Regions from separate parts of the Homo sapiens genome. Here region 1 is linked to region 2. A link is a contact called in ENCODE Hi-C or POLR2A ChIA-PET data. All regions are on one chromosome and are shown on one strand. Each heading gives the region's core, a stretch centred on a gene start or an enhancer-like site at or near the end of the contact. The rest is flanking DNA. Distances are from core to core; before and after follow the strand shown. Region 1 overlaps VPS53 (VPS53 subunit of GARP complex). Region 2 overlaps VPS53 (VPS53 subunit of GARP complex).

Region 1 (2,700 bases), core at 90-2,589, 54 kb before region 2:
GTGGATGAAGCCCATCTTTATTGTTTAGAAGAGGCCTGCTTTATATTTTTTTTCCCAGATTCCACCGGGCAGATGAAATTAAAATGGTTCTCTTTAACAACATGCCTCCCTTTTCTCTGGCATAGTGACTTCGTGTGTGTGTGTGTGTGTGTGTGTGTGTGTGTGTGTGGTTTTTTTTTTGTTTTGTTTTTAGTTTTCTTTTCTTTTCTTTTTTTTGAGATGGAGTCTTGCTCCGTTGCCCAGGCTGGAGTGTCGTGGTGCGATCTCGGCTCACTGCAAGCTCCACCTTCCGAGTTCATGCCATTCTCTTGCCTCAGCCTCCTGAGTAGCTAGGACTACAGGCACCCGCCACCACGCCTGGCTAATTTTTTTGTATTTTTTTTTAGTAGAGATGGGGTTTCACCATGTTAGCCATGATGGATCTCGATCTCCTGACCTCATGATCTGCCTGCCTTGGCCTCCCAAAGTGCTGGGATTACAGGCGTGAGCCACCGCTCCCAGCCTAGTTTTCTTTTTAAAGACTATGGGCTTTTCTTAAAGGCCTTGTGTTACTATTTCCATTTCACAAGTGGGAATTAAGATTTTTAAAAATTTTTCCAAGGCACAACCTAGTAAACTCTTTGTAAATGAAAAAATCTGAACCCGTGAACCCATAGGTTTTGGCATCTATGACTTCTCTATCAGGTCACTTTCATCCTGAAGTGAGAATTGAGAAGTTAGGGTGTTCAGCAGATGACATAAAAACCACTCAGCATGGAGTAAGTCAACATTTTAAAAACTCAGGTCTCAGGCAGCTTATATAACACTTTAGAAGCGTGGAACTTCAGTTGAGATGGGTGGAATTGGAAAGAGTTGACAAAAAATAAAGATTTAGAAGAACCTTACTTATCACCTAAAGTCTATTATTTTTCATATGAGGTGAGCAAGTGCTCCAAAGCTACATGCATGGCTTTTTAGCCAAGCCAGGAGTAGATTCCAAGTGTTCTTTTTACTGTAGTCCACTTAGCCAGTCATGTTCACTCAGTGACGTACTGTAAAGAAAGTCTCAGCAAAACTTTGGTCATTGAATTGCTTTTGGTAACAAAGACCTTCCCGTCGTGATGCGTCAGTACAGCGCCTGGTATCTTTCCAGTGTTCGCTCAGGTCAGGAGGCCAGTATCACAGCATTTTCTCTTTGGCTGCCTTTCTAGGTAGTTCACTATTGTGAAACACATGTCGTGGCTTGGAACCTGGTTTTATGTGTTAAGGGAGACCACACTATTTGGCAAAAACATAGCACTTTAAGAACAGGAATCCCAGAGGTTGGAGTCAGGGAAGAGTGGCACATGTGGAGTGAGGCTGGTGGCATTCCAACTCTTAGGAGAGAGGCTGGTGGCATTCCCACTCTTAGGCCTCTTCAGCAGCATCTTGCGACATCAGAGACCAGTGGCATTCTGACTTTTAGATCTCTTTCAGTTTTGGTTTGCAGAAAGTCAAATTTCCCGTGATCATTACTGCCCATTTCCCAAAATATCTCATTGCAGATTCACAGGGTAGTTTTTCTGTCGCTTGCTGTAAAACGAGTGTAAGGATTCCATCCTCGAGGAGCAGCAGGTAACTGACAGATCCAGCCACAGCAGAAAGAATGAGTGTGAAGGAGCAGGAGTAAGACTGACAATGCGTAGAGATAACAAGTAGTGGCTGTGAGAAGCCATGAGGTTTAAAGGTTGTTTCTGGCTTTTCACCTGGTACATGTTTGTTTTACTAGAGACCAGGAGGACCCAGCAATGTTCTACGAGATGCATGTCTGGTTGCTAATATTCTAGATCCCAGGATCAAACAGGAAATCATCAAAAAGTTTATTAAACAGCATCTGTCAGAGTATCTGGTACTTTTTCAAGAAAACCAAGATGTGAGTATTGACCAAATAAGATCAGATGTAACATTTGAATTTTATTGAAACATGAGTGCTGTCAAGCCTACTAATTTAGACCTCGTATTACATGACTGTCTGACAGTGTTGGTTGTTGAGCTGTGAGTCCTAGGGGCTGAGTTTATAGTTCTTAACCATTTTGAGGTCACTGACCCTTTGGAGAAATTCAGAAACATGCACCTGTGCATAAAATTCTGCATATAGTTTCTGGAAATGTATAGACCCCTGAAGGCCAATCATGGACCCCAGGTTAAAAACCTCTGGATTTTGTGTGTGTGTGTGTGTGTGTGTGAGACGGAGTTTCGCTCTTGTTGCCCAGGCTGGAACGCAGTGGTGCGATCTCAGTTTACTGCAACCTTGCCTCCCGGGTTCAAGCAATTCTCCTGCCTCCCCCTCCCAAGTAGCTGGGATTACAGGCGCCTGTCACCACACCAGGCTAATTTTTGTATTTTTTAGTAGGGACGGGGTTTCTCCATGTTGGTCAGGCTGGTCTCGAACTGACCTCAGGTGATCTGCTGACCTCGGCCTCCCAAAGTGCTGGGATTATAGGCATGAGCCACTGCGCCCAGCCAAAAACCTCTGAATTTTTAAGTAAAAAATCAAGTTAAAAAGGTAGCCTAGATTCTTTAAAACCATGAGAAATACAGAGGTTGGTTCCCTTTTGCTTGGCTCTGTGTTTTTGCTTGTTTCCTTGAACTGCCATTTCTACTTCTAACCACTGGGGTGGCTTTTGATCTCCACCTTCACCAGGTTGCCTGGCTGGACAAAATCGACAGACGCTATGCCTG
Region 2 (2,700 bases), core at 19-2,518:
GGGAACACATTAGGTTCTGAGGGACATTCTCTGGGAACGCATTGAGGTTCTGAGGGAAGTTCTCTGGGAACGCGTTAGGTTCTGAGGGAAGTTCTCTGGGAACGTATTAGGTTTTTAGGGAGGCTCTCTGGGGTTGCATTTACGCATTTAGGTCTGATTGCACTTCACCCCTCCCCTTGTTTTTAATGCTTCTATCATGGGTGAGCACATTCTTAGTTTCAAACATGTTTCTTAAACCGTAACAGTAAGACAATGTTTCAATTAGAAACTTCACATGGAACTGTATTATTCACTCACGTGATTTTATGGACTGCTTCTATGCTTTTCATGCCCGATTACAAAGTACTTCATATTAAAATCTCAGAAAATGAACTTGCCCAGTAGCTTCTCCATCATCAAATGGAAGTCTCCCCATCAGCCCACCACCAAAGGCAAGTTGCCTTGCCGTCATTTGCCTTGCAAAGACCCAGTAGTGCCCTTGCTCTTGCCCAGTGGGCACGTGCCCAGCAGGCACACCGAGGTACAGTGGGGACTTCTGCCTCTTTGTCCTTGAGAGCACCCTGTCTTCTACATTCACAGTTTGCCTCCAGGAAGTTACTAAGACACCCCTGAGGGGCAGGAAAAAGGATTGGTTATTTGCCTATTAGAGTCACAGGTCTTTGAGGAACCCCCCTGGATGACTCTTTTCAGCCAAAGCCCCATCTTCTCTTAACCCAAATTTTTCGTTTTAAAAGGCTTAAAAGTTACTGGGTCCAGGGTTTATTTTTATTTATTTATTTTTGAGACGGGGTCTCAGTGTCAGCTAAGATGGAGTACAGAGGCGTGATCAGGACTCACTGTAGCCTCAACCTCCTGGGTTTCAGCAGTCTTTCCTACTCAGCCTCTCAAGTAGCTGAGACTACAGGCACACACCACCACACCTGGCTAATTTTTGTATTTTTTGTAGAGACGCAGTTTTGCCATGTTGCCCAGGCTGGTCTCGAACTCCTGGGCTTAAGAGGTCAGCCCACCTCCACCTCCCAAAGTGCTGGGATTACAGGCATGAGCCACCGCGCCCAGCCAAGGCCCAGGGTTTAAAGCACATGTCTGAGGTAGCCACATCCTTTCCCAAAACCTACCTGGTTTAAAGGGTCATTTTTCTGAGTTATTGTAATTCTGGCATCCACTCTTTTCACATGGCCTTGATTTATACAAAGTATACTCATTGTTCATGATACTTTGGGCAAGGAGCCAGGCCTCCCTTCCTTGGGGACTCTCCATTTTCCTGTGAAAAATGAAGTGCTGGCCACTTACCCTGCTGTTTGGCCTCACTAGGAAGTTTCCGCAGCACTAAGGAAGGAGCAGATACTGCGCAGGCTGTGCTGCTGTTCCTGCAGAATAAACACTGTAACTCAAAGTAGAAAATAGAGTTCAAAGAACTCCATTTCCTTATCTGTCAAGAGAGATAGTCAGACAAAATAATGCCCAACGCACTCGTTATTAACCATTTTAAAGTCATAGATCCTTTTTAAGAACCCAATGGAAAGCATCGACGCTCTTGTCAAAAAAATCCATATCATGCACACACTATTTTGAGTGTAATTTCAAGGAGTTCTAGGAACTGCTTCTTCCCTTCAAAGAATCCTGAGGCTGGAGAAGGAACTCAGGTGGGGACTGGTTTTGTGCACATTACTACTTTTGCTGTAGCTCTAACTCAGAAAGCATGAGACCATTCATAACTTCCCAGATGACAGAGACGCAACACAGTGTGGTGGAAAGAGCGTGGGCCTGATCCCAGACATACCTAGATGTGAGGCTTCGCGCTTGCTAGGCTGGGACCTTGAGCATGCTCCTAGCTAGCCCCTCTACACTGTGAGGATCATAAGGCCGACCTCATGGACTTTGTGGCGAGGAGGAGAAGAGGTGGCATTTTCACCTTCAGCACACAGTAAATGGTGCTCAGGAACAGTGCCTGCCCTGCCATCCCTCTCATCTTTTTCAGGACTCCTATGTGGGTGGGTGGCCTTGTCAGTGTGGCCAGATTTCTCTTGAGCCTGGCATGGGGTCCACCTTCTCATCTCCCCAGCCTCCCACCTGCCAAGGGAAAGTTCCGGCAGCATCTGCCCCAGCCAAAAGCCAAGTAGCAGTAGGAGGACTGCAGAGCCAGTACTCAGGGAGGAGGCAGGAAGTGGGGATGGCCACTAGCAGGTTGGGCTAAGCCGTCCTTACATCCTTTAAATGGCTTTCTCAATTTTTATTTATGTTCAAAGAGGAGGTTAGTCTGTCTTCTACCCTTGGCATTTAGTGATTTCCTCTGGCTGACTCTTGCAAAAGAAATTTCTACATAGGCACTTTCTTTACCCCATTCTATGGCGTTCTCCATCAGGGAAGTTACTGGTGACTCCATATCTGCCCATTCTCCTGAGTTCCCTCTAATAACTTTTGTTAGACTAGAACTCATGCTTTTCTAGAGCCTAGCATCTGTCTGTAAACTAATTACCATTGTTGATTATTTTATTTTATTTTTATTTTTATTTTTATTGATCATTCTTGGGTGTTTCTCACAGAGGGGGATTTGGCAGGGTCATAGGACAATAGTGGAGGGAAGGTCAGCAGATAAACAAGTGAACAAAGGTCTCTGGTTTTCCTAGGCAGAGGACCCTGAGGCCTTCCGCAGTGTTTGTGTCCCTGGGTACTTGAGATTAGGGAGTGGTGATGACT

What was found. A loop is a pair of places that touch in the nucleus more often than their neighbours do. ChIA-PET counts read pairs that join two places held with the same protein, here RNA polymerase II (POLR2A). Pooled maps may share reads with other maps.
Region 1: a loop to region 2 is called in a map of Right ventricle myocardium inferior, with 2.4 times the contacts of the local background. The contact joins two enhancer-like sites. A Hi-C loop is called at or near these places in 6 of 168 maps with a recorded cell type or tissue (CD14-positive monocyte, CD4-positive, alpha-beta T cell, Right ventricle myocardium inferior and 3 more) and 3 of 50 pooled maps. POLR2A ChIA-PET finds 5 or more read pairs at or near these places in 2 of 52 experiments (activated B cell and naive thymus-derived CD4-positive, alpha-beta T cell).

The regions. Positions count from the first base shown.
Region 1 is chr17:627,279-629,978 of GRCh38, reverse strand. It overlaps VPS53 (VPS53 subunit of GARP complex), which reads left to right. Exons shown (of 22, transcript NM_001128159.3): 9 at 1,748-1,891; 10 at 2,663-2,700. Among named protein-coding and RNA genes, the nearest start is that of VPS53, 86 kb to the left of the region's middle. Within about 2 kb of position 1,339, at least 6 of the 41 ENCODE cell types and tissues checked have a DNase peak (open chromatin) inside an H3K27ac peak, as active enhancers do.
Region 2 is chr17:572,844-575,543 of GRCh38, reverse strand. All of the region lies in intron 13 of VPS53 (VPS53 subunit of GARP complex), which reads left to right. Among named protein-coding and RNA genes, the nearest start is that of VPS53-AS1, 51 kb to the right of the region's middle. RefSeq lists an enhancer at 2,431-2,700. Within about 2 kb of position 1,268, at least 4 of the 41 ENCODE cell types and tissues checked have a DNase peak (open chromatin) inside an H3K27ac peak, as active enhancers do.